2 separate regions of the Mus musculus genome follow, and region 2 is linked to region 1. A link is a contact called in ENCODE Hi-C or POLR2A ChIA-PET data. All regions are on one chromosome and are shown on one strand. The core of a region is the stretch at or near the end of the contact, and the rest is flanking DNA. Distances in the headings are between cores, read along the strand shown. Region 1 holds the start of Nexn (nexilin). Region 2 overlaps Ak5 (adenylate kinase 5).

What was found. Hi-C counts contacts between places; a loop is a spot of excess contacts on that map. ChIA-PET counts read pairs that join two places held with the same protein, here RNA polymerase II (POLR2A).
Region 2: a map of v-Abl transformed pro-B cells shows a loop between it and region 1 (2.6-fold over the local background). The contact joins the enhancer-like site here to the promoter of Nexn in region 1. A Hi-C loop is called at or near these places in 1 of 37 maps with a recorded cell type or tissue (v-Abl transformed pro-B cells). POLR2A ChIA-PET finds 5 or more read pairs at or near these places in 1 of 5 experiments (embryonic stem cell).

Annotation. Positions count from the first base shown.
Region 1 is chr3:152,263,074-152,269,109 of GRCm38, forward strand. Nexn (nexilin) reads right to left here and starts at 2,722. Exons shown (of 14, transcript NM_001357206.1): 1 at 2,640-2,722. It overlaps Gm31999 (a long non-coding RNA gene), which reads left to right and starts at 3,447. Exons shown (of 2, transcript XR_376257.1): 1 at 3,447-3,599; 2 at 3,688-3,965.
Region 2 is chr3:152,467,106-152,473,141 of GRCm38, forward strand. Ak5 (adenylate kinase 5) reads right to left here. Exons shown (of 14, transcript NM_001081277.2): 13 at 5,652-5,843. Among named protein-coding and RNA genes, the nearest start is that of 3110067G11Rik, 19 kb to the right of the region's middle. Within about 2 kb of position 2,451, at least 1 of the 3 ENCODE cell types and tissues checked has a DNase peak (open chromatin) inside an H3K27ac peak, as active enhancers do.

The sequences.
Region 1 (6,036 bases), core at 1,472-3,971:
GTGGGTGAATTTTATGATACAAATCATGATATATAACGAACATTTCTCAGTTTAAATCCACCCATTCTAGAGTGTAGAAAGCACACTGCCACAGGCACCAACCTGGTAACAAGCCATGGATGTACAAGGCACTGATTTCCATGCCTACGATAACACCATTACCAAAATGTATACTGAAGGGCTAAAGCAGTCAAGAGCACTTACGACTTTTGTAGAGGATCAGTTCCAGGGGTTTTGACTCCTTCTCCTGGCCTGTGTGGACACTGTAGGCACACAGTGCACACACATACATGGAGTCAAAATGTACACACACACAAAAAAAATACACTACCACAAAATAAGCCTCACTACACAGTGAATATCTTAAAAAGTAATGCCGGATGGTGGTGGCACATGCCTTTAATCCCAGTATTTGGGAGGCAGAGGCAGGCTTGATTTCTGAGTTCGAGGCCAGCCTGGTCTACAAAATGAATTTCAGGACAGCCAGGGCTATACAGAGAAACCCTGTCTTGAAAAAAACAAAGAAAAAAGAAGAAAAAAAAGTAACAACTTCAAATGTAATTATAAAAACAGGAGAAAGACCAGGACAGAAAGTATACAAGTGATGTGGACCAGATTGGTCAAGTAAGAAGAGAAACATGCGATTGTTAGTGGGTGAAGTCATTTTCCTCTGACTGATACAGGAAACCAAGATGCTCTGGCTCCACAATGAAGACACCCAGAGACTTCTATACACTCAGGCTTTGGTCCCACGTGCCCACGGTTTGACAGCCATTGACTGTATTCTCATAGGCATGCATAACTGATAGAGTTTTTAAATACTTTTTATTCTTTTGGGGTTTTCAAGATAATAGAGCTTTCTCCCCACAAATGGAGCCCGTCAGTTCAGGCACTTGCTTTCTAAGCAAACTAAATCTATTATGTCTCTATTATATACACTGGCTATCCTGAAACGAGCTATGTAGACCAGGCTGGCCTCAAACTCTCTCTGCATGTAGTTACTCTCTACAATGTACACACATAGTTGCCATGCTTTTCACAAATGAAGCCCCAATCTAAAGCTTCAAGTGAGATTTCAGGGCAAAGTCCTCTCCAAAACCCAGATAGTACATTCCTTGCCTGATGCTAAATATAGTCTTCTCACAATGACATACATTTTGACAATGATCAGCCTTACATGTCAAAAATTTCTAAAATAGCACAGATTCCATTTTAAGGTAAGCTGGAAATCTATTAAAACTGAATTGCATCAAAAGCTGCAAGAAGGAAAAGTAGATTTAAAATAATTGTGTCGCACTTTTGCATTGTGCTCTCCAAGTCAAATGCTGCAGGTAAAATACAAAATTGTACACGGCTTTCCTTAAACGAGCCCTCAGAAGCACCAGGCAAAGGACAGTGCTGAGCTGGGCCTCAGGGTGCTGGCCTGTAATTCCAACTGCGCTGGAGGCTGGGACGGTCACAGTCCTGCCTGCCGGCACTACCGAGTTCAAGGCTCGCCTGGAAAACCTAGTAAAATAGATAAGGAAAGAACTTAGAAGCAAGAGAGCTTGCCTAGCAGGCACCAACTACACAGCATGAAATCTGTTTATATTACCACCTCCGCCCCCACGCACAAACAAAAGACTTTCCTTCAGTTAATTATGCACTTTCCCCATACAAACACACCCAAACGCAAAACAAACAAAACAAAAAAACAAAAACATGCAATTTGGATTTTCTTACAGTGGCAGTTCAACATATAAATGAATAATATTGGGGGAAATTTTATGTAGTTCACACACTATCGTGTGACCAAGACAGTCTAAAAACTTCGTTTCACAATACCGGGAACATACTTCTGAGACTCGTGCAATGGGCCGCGCGGCTCCTATACAAAAGTTGGTTGATGAATGACGCCCCGGTCAGAAAGGTGATTTCTTCGTGGGGCTTCTTTTCTCTGCCTGTCTGTCTTTTTCCAAGGGTAGTCACTTTGTGAGGGCATGCCATGTGCTATTTTTACCACGTTATCTATGCTCAACTCCTTGTCCACATTGTGGCCTTAAAAATAAAACGCTTATCTCAAGCCACTGAGCAATCACCTAATCTCTCAATTTGCTCCTTCTTCATTCAGACACACACACAAAGAGAGAGACCTGTATGTATGTGTTATGTATATGTGTATATAAACATATATGTATATATTACTCTTGAACATCTCACATATGATGCCTTTACTCTGACTTTTAGAGCTAGCTGCTCAACCTCCAAGTGTATCCCTGTCTTGGCACTGGGGAACAATTTGGAGGCCGGGCATGGCAGCCTAATAAATCCTTAATTTCCCCGCTTCCACGGACCCATCCGCAATTTCTTTAAAATCTCAGCCACAGCTGGCGGAGTCCGCAGTGGGCACGTGTTGGGTGCCACAGTGAACTCGCCCGCTCGGACCCTAGGGGTCCCCGGCGGAGAGCGTACACACATTCGGCTCATGGAAACACTCTCCCCCAAACTCAGCCGCCCAGATGCAGGTGGAGCAGAAGCGCCCGGCCCGGCGAGGGACCCCCAACCCCCGCAGCCCAGGATGGTCTGGCCGAGCGCAGGCCACCAGGAGGGCCCGGAGCCCCGCCGCGTCCGCCCAGCCCAGCCCAGCCCAGCCCTCCTACCCGCCTGCCGCCGCCCGGGCGCCGCTCCTCCCGCTCCGCGCTGCGTGTCGGGCTCTGCGCGCTGCCCCCGCCGCTCCCGCCGCCCGAGCCCGCTGGCCGCCGCGCGCCAGCAGCAAGTTTCCATAAAAGTCCTGGTGCAGCGGCTCCCGCATTCCAGACGGGCCCAGCGCCCGCTGCAGCTGTTCCCGGACCAGGCCAGTCCCCACCCCCACCGCCGCGCAGCAGAGGGTGGAGAGTCACCCAGAAAGAAGAGGGGCGCTGGCTGCCACCGCAGGCTGCCTCCTGGCAACCTGCCGGCCCGCTTCCCTCAGATTCTCTACCTGCCCTAGTAGCCCATAAAACTCCCTGACTTCTGGCCAGCTTCCCCTTTCCTTCGGAAGGAATGGGGCGACAGTGTGAAAACGCTGAGTCTGTCTGCCGCTCCTCTTTAACCTCGAGGAGAGGTGACTGGAAAAGACGCTCAAGGGAACGGGATAAGAGCCTGCTCTTAACTCAACGGCTCACCTTTCCTTAGCTGAAGGCAATACAAATCTGCGCTCTCACATCATCTAAAAGCACGACGTGAGTGTTAGGCACAAGCCTGCCAGGAAAACTACACTGGAGTGTGAGAGGCAAGCCCAGCTGAGGCCTCTTTGGATAAAGAGAGGCCCCGCTTCACTCCATCAACAGCAACCAACCAAACCGAGGAGCCATAGCTCTATGAGGAGCATGTTTGTGTCACAAAACAAGGCCCCGGGGTCACCTCCCAGAGCCACACAACAAAAACAGCATTAGTGAAACAAGTTAGCCAGTGCGGGGTGGGGGGCGGGGGACAGAGAGGGGGGCCCCAGCACTTAGGAGGGGACGGCACGAGCAGAGTTCCAAAGCTAGTCTTCACTATAGAGAGTCTGAGGACAGCCCGGGCTTCAATAGGCCATCTCTCGGAAATCCCCAAAGAAAAGAAAAATGAGAGGCACCGAGGTAGGTGACCCAGGGACAAAGGAAACCACTTCTGATTCCATCAGCAGACAGACCAAAGCTCAGGTGATGTTATTGCTCTTGAATATAGTGGTTTGCCATCCCAGCCCTCACTATCACCAGGAGGTAAATGTCAATAGGAGGTCTGGAGGCCGGCTCGTCCCTTCCACGATTCGGTGCCTTCACCTGTTCCGTTCATGGGAATGTCCACAGCCCCATACAAGCTCCCTACAGGACCCCTCCGTTTGAACCGCTCCTCTCCCGGAAGCCCCTCCCAGCGCTCTCCATGTCTACTGCAAGGCTCGAGGAGTCTTTTCCTCACCGTGCACTTATAATTGTATCTTTATTCTGATTAAAAAAAAAAAACTATTTGGAGACCCATGAGAGCTAATTACCCTTCTGAGGGTAGCTCCTCACTAGGCCCACTTTTTAAAAGATTTATTAATTTATTCATTTTATGAGTACACTGTAGCTACCTTCAGACACACTAGAAGAGGGAATCGGATCTCATTACAGATGGTTGTGAGCCACCATATGATATGGTTGCTGGGAACTGAACTCAGGACCTCTGGAAGAGCAATCGGTGCTCTTAACCGCTGAGCCATCTCTCCAGCTCTTTATTCTGATTTTTAAAGGATGAGATTTGTATTTCTACCCAATAGCCTCATCAAATCGTGCAAAACTGTCCATTTTCTCCATAAACACGGAGAGCATCCCGCTGTGCCTCCGGTAGTGTAATTGTCAGGTGAACATGTTAGAACATTCTCAATCTGCGGGTCACATAAGACCATTTGCATTATAATTCATAACAGGAGCAGAATTGCAGCTATGAAACAGCAATGAAAATAGTTTTATTTTGGGGAGTCACGACATGAGGGTATTAAAAAGACACAGCACTAGGAAGGTTGAGAACCGCTGGGAAGAGACTCAATGAGGGAATGTGTGATACAGTCCACCTGTCTCTTAATTGGGTTACGTTAGGTGGCGAGACGCACCTTCAGGTGGGCTCTGTTCTGTCCTGGCTCTGAGTCCTGGACTGTGTGGAAGAGGAGGAGGCTGTGGGTAAACACACATGCATTCACTCACTCTGCCTTTTCTTTAAAGTCAGGGTCTCGCTATGGCACCTTAGCTGGCCTGGAGCTGGGTATGTAGTCCAGGCTGGCCTTGGCTGTGATTAACTCTGGGTCACCACATCTGGTCCCCTATCTTTCTCTGCTTTTGACCGTGAATGTGGCTATGAGTAACCCAAAATGATGGACTGTGACCTGGAACTGAGCTCAGTAAAGCCGTTGTCCCTTCCGTTGTGAGAGTCTTCCAGCCGCAGAAAGGATGACTGTGACACGGAGCACAGAAAGGCTGCCTGTTCCCAGTATTCCATCATCCATTCAACATGACCAGTCACAGACATCCGACTGCGGTGACGGCAGGCACTCATGCTCTCAAGGAACACAGACTCCCGATGAAGGAGGATAGAAGCGCACCTGGGAATTAGGCTGTGTCTCTCGATGGCCAGTCTCCTGCGAGTCTCAAGGACAGCCCGGGCTTCAACAGGAGGCAGCGCATTAGTACTTCTCTTACTGTAACAGCCGCCTGAGGCCGAGTAACTCCACAGTTACCTGCGGCTTACTTCGCTCATTATTCTAGAACGTGGTGGTGGGACTGGCTTGAGCACGATGTGGACATTGGTTCAGGTGGCACCCGTTAGCACAGAATTTGTGGGAGAGATCACATATAGAGATGGGAAGGCATGGTGTAGGAGGGGCCGCTAATGACCACTGTGGATGCCAGTGCCTCTTTGTTTTGCATGTGTGGTGTGCATGCATGTATTGAAATGCATGTGGATGCACGTGTGTACATGTGGAGGCCAGAGAACACTTCAGGTACTATTTGCTTAGGAAGAGCATCCACCTTCTTGAGTCTCTGACAGGCCTGGAGCTCAGTTAGTCAGGCTGAGCAGCCAGCTACAGGGATGTCCTGCCTCCTCCTCCCCAAGTGAGCACTGCCATGCCTGACATCTGTACACTAGGTAATGAGAGCTGATCTTGGGTCCTCATGATGGCAAGGCAGGCACTTTTCTGACTGAATTCTCTCCTCAGCCCTAGCAGCCTCTCGCTGAAAGGGCTTAAAGGTTCTACTACGGTTTATCACCACAGAGGACTCAGCACCCTCACACAGTTTACATGAATGAAACAAGCCCTATCTCCACCCCAGGAGGCAGAGAGCTATGTAAAGAGTTTAAGATGTGAATATCTGGGAAAGAACTGCTCCACAGAAGGATCCTATCTAACAAGTGCTAGGAAAAATAAGGAGGCTCGTGTGGGTGAAGCCTAAGACATGACTGGTAAAATAATGGCAGCAAGGTGGGCAGGAGCTGGCATGCCGAAGTTCTGGTGGGCACCTAGGGATTCTGATCCCACTCTAAGACAGGGAGCCACGAGGG
Region 2 (6,036 bases), core at 1,201-3,700, 200 kb after region 1:
ATAAACATGGCTAGTGATGACACGTGTGACACGTAAGCAGTGATGTAATGACTGACCTGAAAGGGGCGGTGACTGGAAGGTGGTTTATATTACCCAAGCTCACTTAGCAAAGAAGTGACGGGTTCAAAATTTAAGTTTGACACCTGTCATCTACATCATTATTGATCAGCTAGTTGAAGACGACTGGATGGTTGGCCATGGGTCAAGAAGCAATGGTGGAACGGGAAGTGGCGAGTGGGCTGTAAAGAAGCACATGGGCTTGTTCTGTGAAACCCATCAGCATGTAAAGGCTCCTCAGGGACACGGGAGAGATGGTAAAACCTCAAAGAACTGCCAGCAGTTGAGGGAAGCAGAGTCCTGTATTGGAACAGCCACATGCCCAAGCTTGTTGTTCTCCCACATATCTCAGCTTTCCCCTGGGCTTGTCACCTGTTTCTGGTGTTCCGTGAAGGGACTGAACTAGAGCCAAGCAAACTCCAGGTCTGGTGCTGCTGCTGCTAGTCAAGTCTGACTTCACTGTCTTTTTGAGACAAGGACTCACTGTGTCAATTTGGCTCTCCTGGAACTCTAGGTAGACAAGACCAGCCCTGAGCTCCCTCTGCCTCCCAAAGGGTGAGAGTAAAAGTGTTTACCACTAGGCATCTATCTGCCTTTTGAAAAGGTGTGTGTGTGTGTGTGTGTGTGTGTGTGTGTGTGTGTGTGTGTGTGTGTGTGTGAGACTGTGTGTGTCTGTGTGTCTGTGTGTATAGGGTGGGGGCTAGTTGACACTAGACTCTAGAGCTTTCACAAGACCCCTGCCCAGCTCAGTCTACATGTAATACCTCCTTCATTTTACATCATGACTTAAATATGGGGATTGCTTTCTTCTTTTGGGAGCTGTTTTGTTTTGTTTTTAAATTATGGAAAACTTCTCTCCAGAGACTCATGCTGTGGTGTTTGCTTTCGTGAAATCCAAATGCCTGGAAGTTGAAAGACAAAGCGACACCGTTGGCTTTCCTGGTGGAAACTCGCCGTTTTGCTGGCATGAAAGGGAAACTCACTAGCAGCTCTCCATCCTCAGGAGGCCAGAGAAGCAGTGGAGAGAGGAGAGTCTATAGGCGCGCAGTCAGCCTTGTTTTCTATAGGCACATAGTCAGCCTCGTTTTCTGGCAGCAGGCAGGTAAAATAGGATAGATTTCAGAAGTGGAGTCTTATAGAGCAAAGGAAGCTAGAGGAACAGGGTTGACCCAGAACCCCCAGTCTCCTCTGAATTTCTCCTCTGGTTCTTCACAGGCTCCTCAGCACTTCCCTCTGTCCCAGAGATACTCTGTTCATCTCAGTTCCCATGGAGAATTTTAAAAGAAAATTAAGTGATTCTTTTATCATTGTTTATAGCTGCAAAGGAACCAGACAGAACCACTTTACACAGAGCTAAGTTTTGTGGGGTACTTTGTTTTGTTTTGAGACAAGGAGTTGTGGAGCCCAAATTGGCCTTGAGCTTGCTCTACATCCCAGGCTGGCTTTGAACCACACTTCCTGGGTGCTGGGCCTACAGGCATGTGTCACCACACCGAGCATGCTTGTCCAATGCTCACATCCGTTTTTGGAGCTTGTAGTATTAGCACGTTTAGAACGGTTAGCTAACAAGATGCCCGAGTTCCACGTCCTCTGAGAGCAGAAGAGAGTTCATGGGACTAGCAGGGTGAGAACGAGACTCTCTTGGAGCAGTTGTGAGCTCGGGCCAGCCTCTACCGCGTGTAAGCTGTCCTGTTACCTCAGCGGCTTCTTAGTCAAAATGAGTTTCATGATTTACTTCACCCCAAAAACTCCAGTGCTGACTCTCTAGTCAAACTGAGATGTCTTCGTGTGTTTGGTAGAAAACCTGGTGAGTGGATTTGCTTCTGAAGGATCTGCCATCCTGGGTCTGAAACTTGATAGGAAGCTGTAGGGAGGAATTTCCCCGGTGAGTATAAAGTTAAATTTCTTGCTGTTGTTTTAAATCCCATAAGCGAGCATACGGAACTGGCACTGGGGCCCAGTGGCTGCTCGTTTCCTTTCTTCTTTCTCTTTGCTTTCGTCTGGAGTCCTGAAGCTGGTAGCTTTCTGAGCTGCAGCTTTGGTTTTTGTGTCTTGGCAATGTGGGCTTTTGGAACCAACCGAGCTGTGACAGTGGACTAGGGTTAGAGTCAGCACCACAGCCTCCTGTACTGTCTGCATAGGCCAGCTAGGAGTCGTGTGGCAACAGTGTCTGCCGCACTGTCCAGGCTGGGTGCCTGAGTGATCGCTCTGGGTGGGTGGTGGGACTCAGAAGTGGGTCTTGTATACTTTCAAGACTAAGCATGTATTCCTTTAAAACTAGTGGGAAAGCCCCCCGCCTGAAGAACACTACAGAAATAGACTGGAGGAATTCCAGGGGCCACTGTCAGCTCTACTTTATATCAGAAAGGGTTTTAAACAAGGTGACTCACCGAGGGTCACAAGTCTGGCCTGGGACTTTCCAACACCCAGAGCAGTGTGTCCAGCAATATTCCGTCAGTGTTGGCACGTTTCACCCCCAAGTGCTTCATGTCCAGCTACTTACTTAGTAGTAAATTCGCCCACAGTAGGCAAGTCTTCCCTCCCCTGGGCTAGTTCACCTATCTGTGGGGCTCTCCTATCCGCGGAGGCTGCTACAGCCTGGGGAGGGGAGCTTGAAGATGATGGCAGCTGCCTGGAGAACCGATGGAGGGAGAAGCCGGCTGAGTGGCTCCTCCCTCTGCTTGCTGAGATGGAAGCAGAAGCTGTGCATTGCTTCTCTGTCACACATACATGTAGGCGTGGAGTGGAGTGTATGTACAGTGGACCTGGCAAGGCGGTGCAACCGAGCTACTAGGGCTCTCTCCCCGTGGTTCTCTGGTGTCCGTTTTCAGCACTAACAAAGTAGATTGTAAATGTCACGTCTCTGTGGATCCAGTTGCCAGCATCCCCAATAAAAGGATGCCTGAGAGATGAGCCAGAGAGGCCTGGGAACCGATTTCTTGGAGAGTGACAGAGTACCGTAAGTATAACAGAAGTCGGATATCTCTGGAAAGCTTATTAGCTCAGTGTCAATGAGCCATTCATTGGTGAGTCTGTAGGTTTAGATTCAGATGATTCCAGAGTGAGAGAAGGGCTTTTTTTTTCCTGATTCTCAAATGGGATAAACTGTAAATTACATCTGGCTTTCCTCAGTCTCAGGACGGAAGCAGATTCCTTGGTTGTTCCAGGCGGCACAAAATGGGAAGCTTCCAAGATGATGCAGGTTATGAAGGTTCTTGGAGGCCTGACGTTCTTTCATTTCCTTATTTATTTACTTGTTTATTTATTTATTTGTATGTGCACAGTTGCACTGCTTGCACGTATCTGTGCCCCGTGTGCACGCAGTGTCCTTGGAGGACAGAAGAGGCTGTCAGACCCCCAGGGACTCGAGTTAACGGACAGTTGTGAGTCATCACGTGGGGGCTAGAAATCAAGCCGCTGACCTCTGGAAGAGCCCTGGGCCCTTACCCAGCCCTGAGGTTGTAAGCCATGTGCACACTCGATGATGTCATGTTTGTTTACTAACTACTTTTTTTTTTTTTTTTTTCGAGACAGGGTTTCTGTGTGTAGCCCTGGCTGTCCTGGAACTCACTCTGTAGACCAGGCTGGCCTCGAACTCAGAAATCCGCCTGCCTCTGCCTCCCCAGTGCTGGGATTAAAGGCGTGAGCCACCACACCTGGCTACTAACTGCTTTTGATCTTATGCATGCCAGTACGCAAAGTCAAGAGGAGCGAGCTTGTGGGAGTTGGTCCCTTCGTCGTCTGTGTAGGTCCTGGGACCCGAGCTCAGGGCTCCAGGCTTGATAGCAGCTGCCTTTGCCCATTTAGATATTTTGTCAGCCTGCTTATTTTATTTTTTAAGGTATAATAAATCTTTGAGGTTTTTGTTTTGTTTTGTCGTTTGGTTTTCTTTTTAAATAACAAGTGATTACAGGAAACCCTATAAAAAAAAGTTCAGCATCCAGGGGTCATAGTCGGAAGCACGGTATAGACCTTTCTTAACCAAGGGTTTAGGATTCTGGGAAACAAACAAACAAACAAACAAACATGGGCAGGTTTGGGGGGTTGGGAATTCACTCTCTGTCATTTAAGGGATGGATAATGTAGCCTGGGGAAGCAGGTTGTTGCGGCTGACTGGTGCCGGCCACGTCGGGAAGAGGAGGAAGAAGACTGTATGTACCCTTGTACCAGTCCTTGCGTTCCCTTAGCTTTGCCCCAGGTGACTCCCATAGCCTCTTAGTGGCCCCTCCTCCCCCTGGATCTTTTCTCCACAAGACAGTGGGGTAAATTCCAGATGGAAGCCCCAGATTACCTCAGCCCCCTTGTGCACGCTGGCTCCACTTTGATGTATTCTTGCATGCCTCTCCACCAGGTTTTATTGTCACAGACAAGTGAGTGATCTAGCCTCCGGAACTTCCGGCCTCCTCTCTGGGGGTGCTCCTTTGACTGCTCCGTATGATTCTTGGTCCCTAGACCGTATGATGTCCCTAGACGCTGTTGCCTTAGACTGCCTCCTACCTTCCCCACTAACCTGCTAAGCTCTGTGGGCTGGAACTGTGTCTAGCCACCAGCGTAGTGGATGGACCAGACACAAGATACAGAGTAGGGAAAAGAATGGAAACCTGGGTGGTTTCCCAAGGATTAATGGTGGCAGTGTGGGTTGTGTTGTATGACACCGAGTACCAGGCCTTTCTCCCAAGATAACTTTCATAGCCCCACCAACTCACTTGCTTCTCCCTAAGTCAGTTATTGGAAGAAATTGGCACAAACGAGCCAATTTATGACCTATAATTTATGACCTAATTATGACCTATATTTTTCATGACCTATATTAAGTCTAGTGTTGAGGTATTAGATCTAGGGACTAGAAGAGGCCTGCCTTTTGGATCATCCCGTTTGGCAGAGGTCTAGAAGCCACCTACAGTTTCTGGCAGAACTTTCTTTCCAGTTTGTTCGCCCCACAAAGCCCCCATTTTTCCTTTTTCCAGTACTGGAAACCGAATCCAGGCCTCATGCATTTTAGGTGAGCGCCCTACACTGGACTGTACCCCCAGCTCCTCAGGGTCTTTCTCCTCAGACAGAGGCTCACTAAGCTGTCCAGGCAGGCCTTGAACATGAGACCTCTCCACTTCAGCCTCCCCACTGGCTGGGATTAGATAGAGGCTTGCGTTTTAGGCCCTGCGCCTACTGTCTTGAAAAAAGATTTCGGCAACTACAGTGGCATCAGTTTCAAATTAGTGACCAAGTTTTTATAGCCATCTGACAACAGATTTATAACTTTTTTTTTTTTTTTTTTTTAGAAGACATGATCTTACATTGTATCCCTGGCTGGCCTGGAACTTGCTATGTAGACAAGGCTGGCCTTAGAATCACAGAGGACTCTGTCTCCTGAGTGCTGGGATTGAAGTTGTACACCACTATGGTCACCCCCCACCTTATGTTCATACATCTACCTTTGACTGGGACAATAGTGAGGGAAGAAAACAATCTGTATTTTGGCCTCAACCCTGCAACTCCCTGCAGCTTCCGCAGCCCTCACAAGAAGGCTCGCCTCTACCTCCTCTCTTTCTGAGAAAGAACGATGAAGCAGCTCACGTGAAGGAGGCGACACTTGCCTTCCGTAGCTGTGTTTTCCTCTCGTAGTAGGTGACGACGGGGATGGACGCTCGGTGGTAGGCCTCCAGGCGCTTGGCAATGCTCTTGGCACCGTCCTCCCCCCGCTGGCTGCTCTGGCTTCTCTGAAGAAGGCGGTTAGTCATGGTGTCTGCTGAGCAGTCCATGCAGATCACCAAGTGTGGGTCTCCGATCTGAAGGAGCAGGGCAGAGCTTGGTCATTTGGGGTTCTGGGAAAGGTCGGGGGGAACCCTTCCCTCCCTGGGGCTGTTGGTTCCTCTCAAGGGCCCAACACTGCACTGGTAGAGATGAGACTGGCCTTAATGGCTTCTCATTTGCAGAGCTGGCCCTTATTGCCTGCTGCCTGCTAGCTCTGTCTTGTTCAGC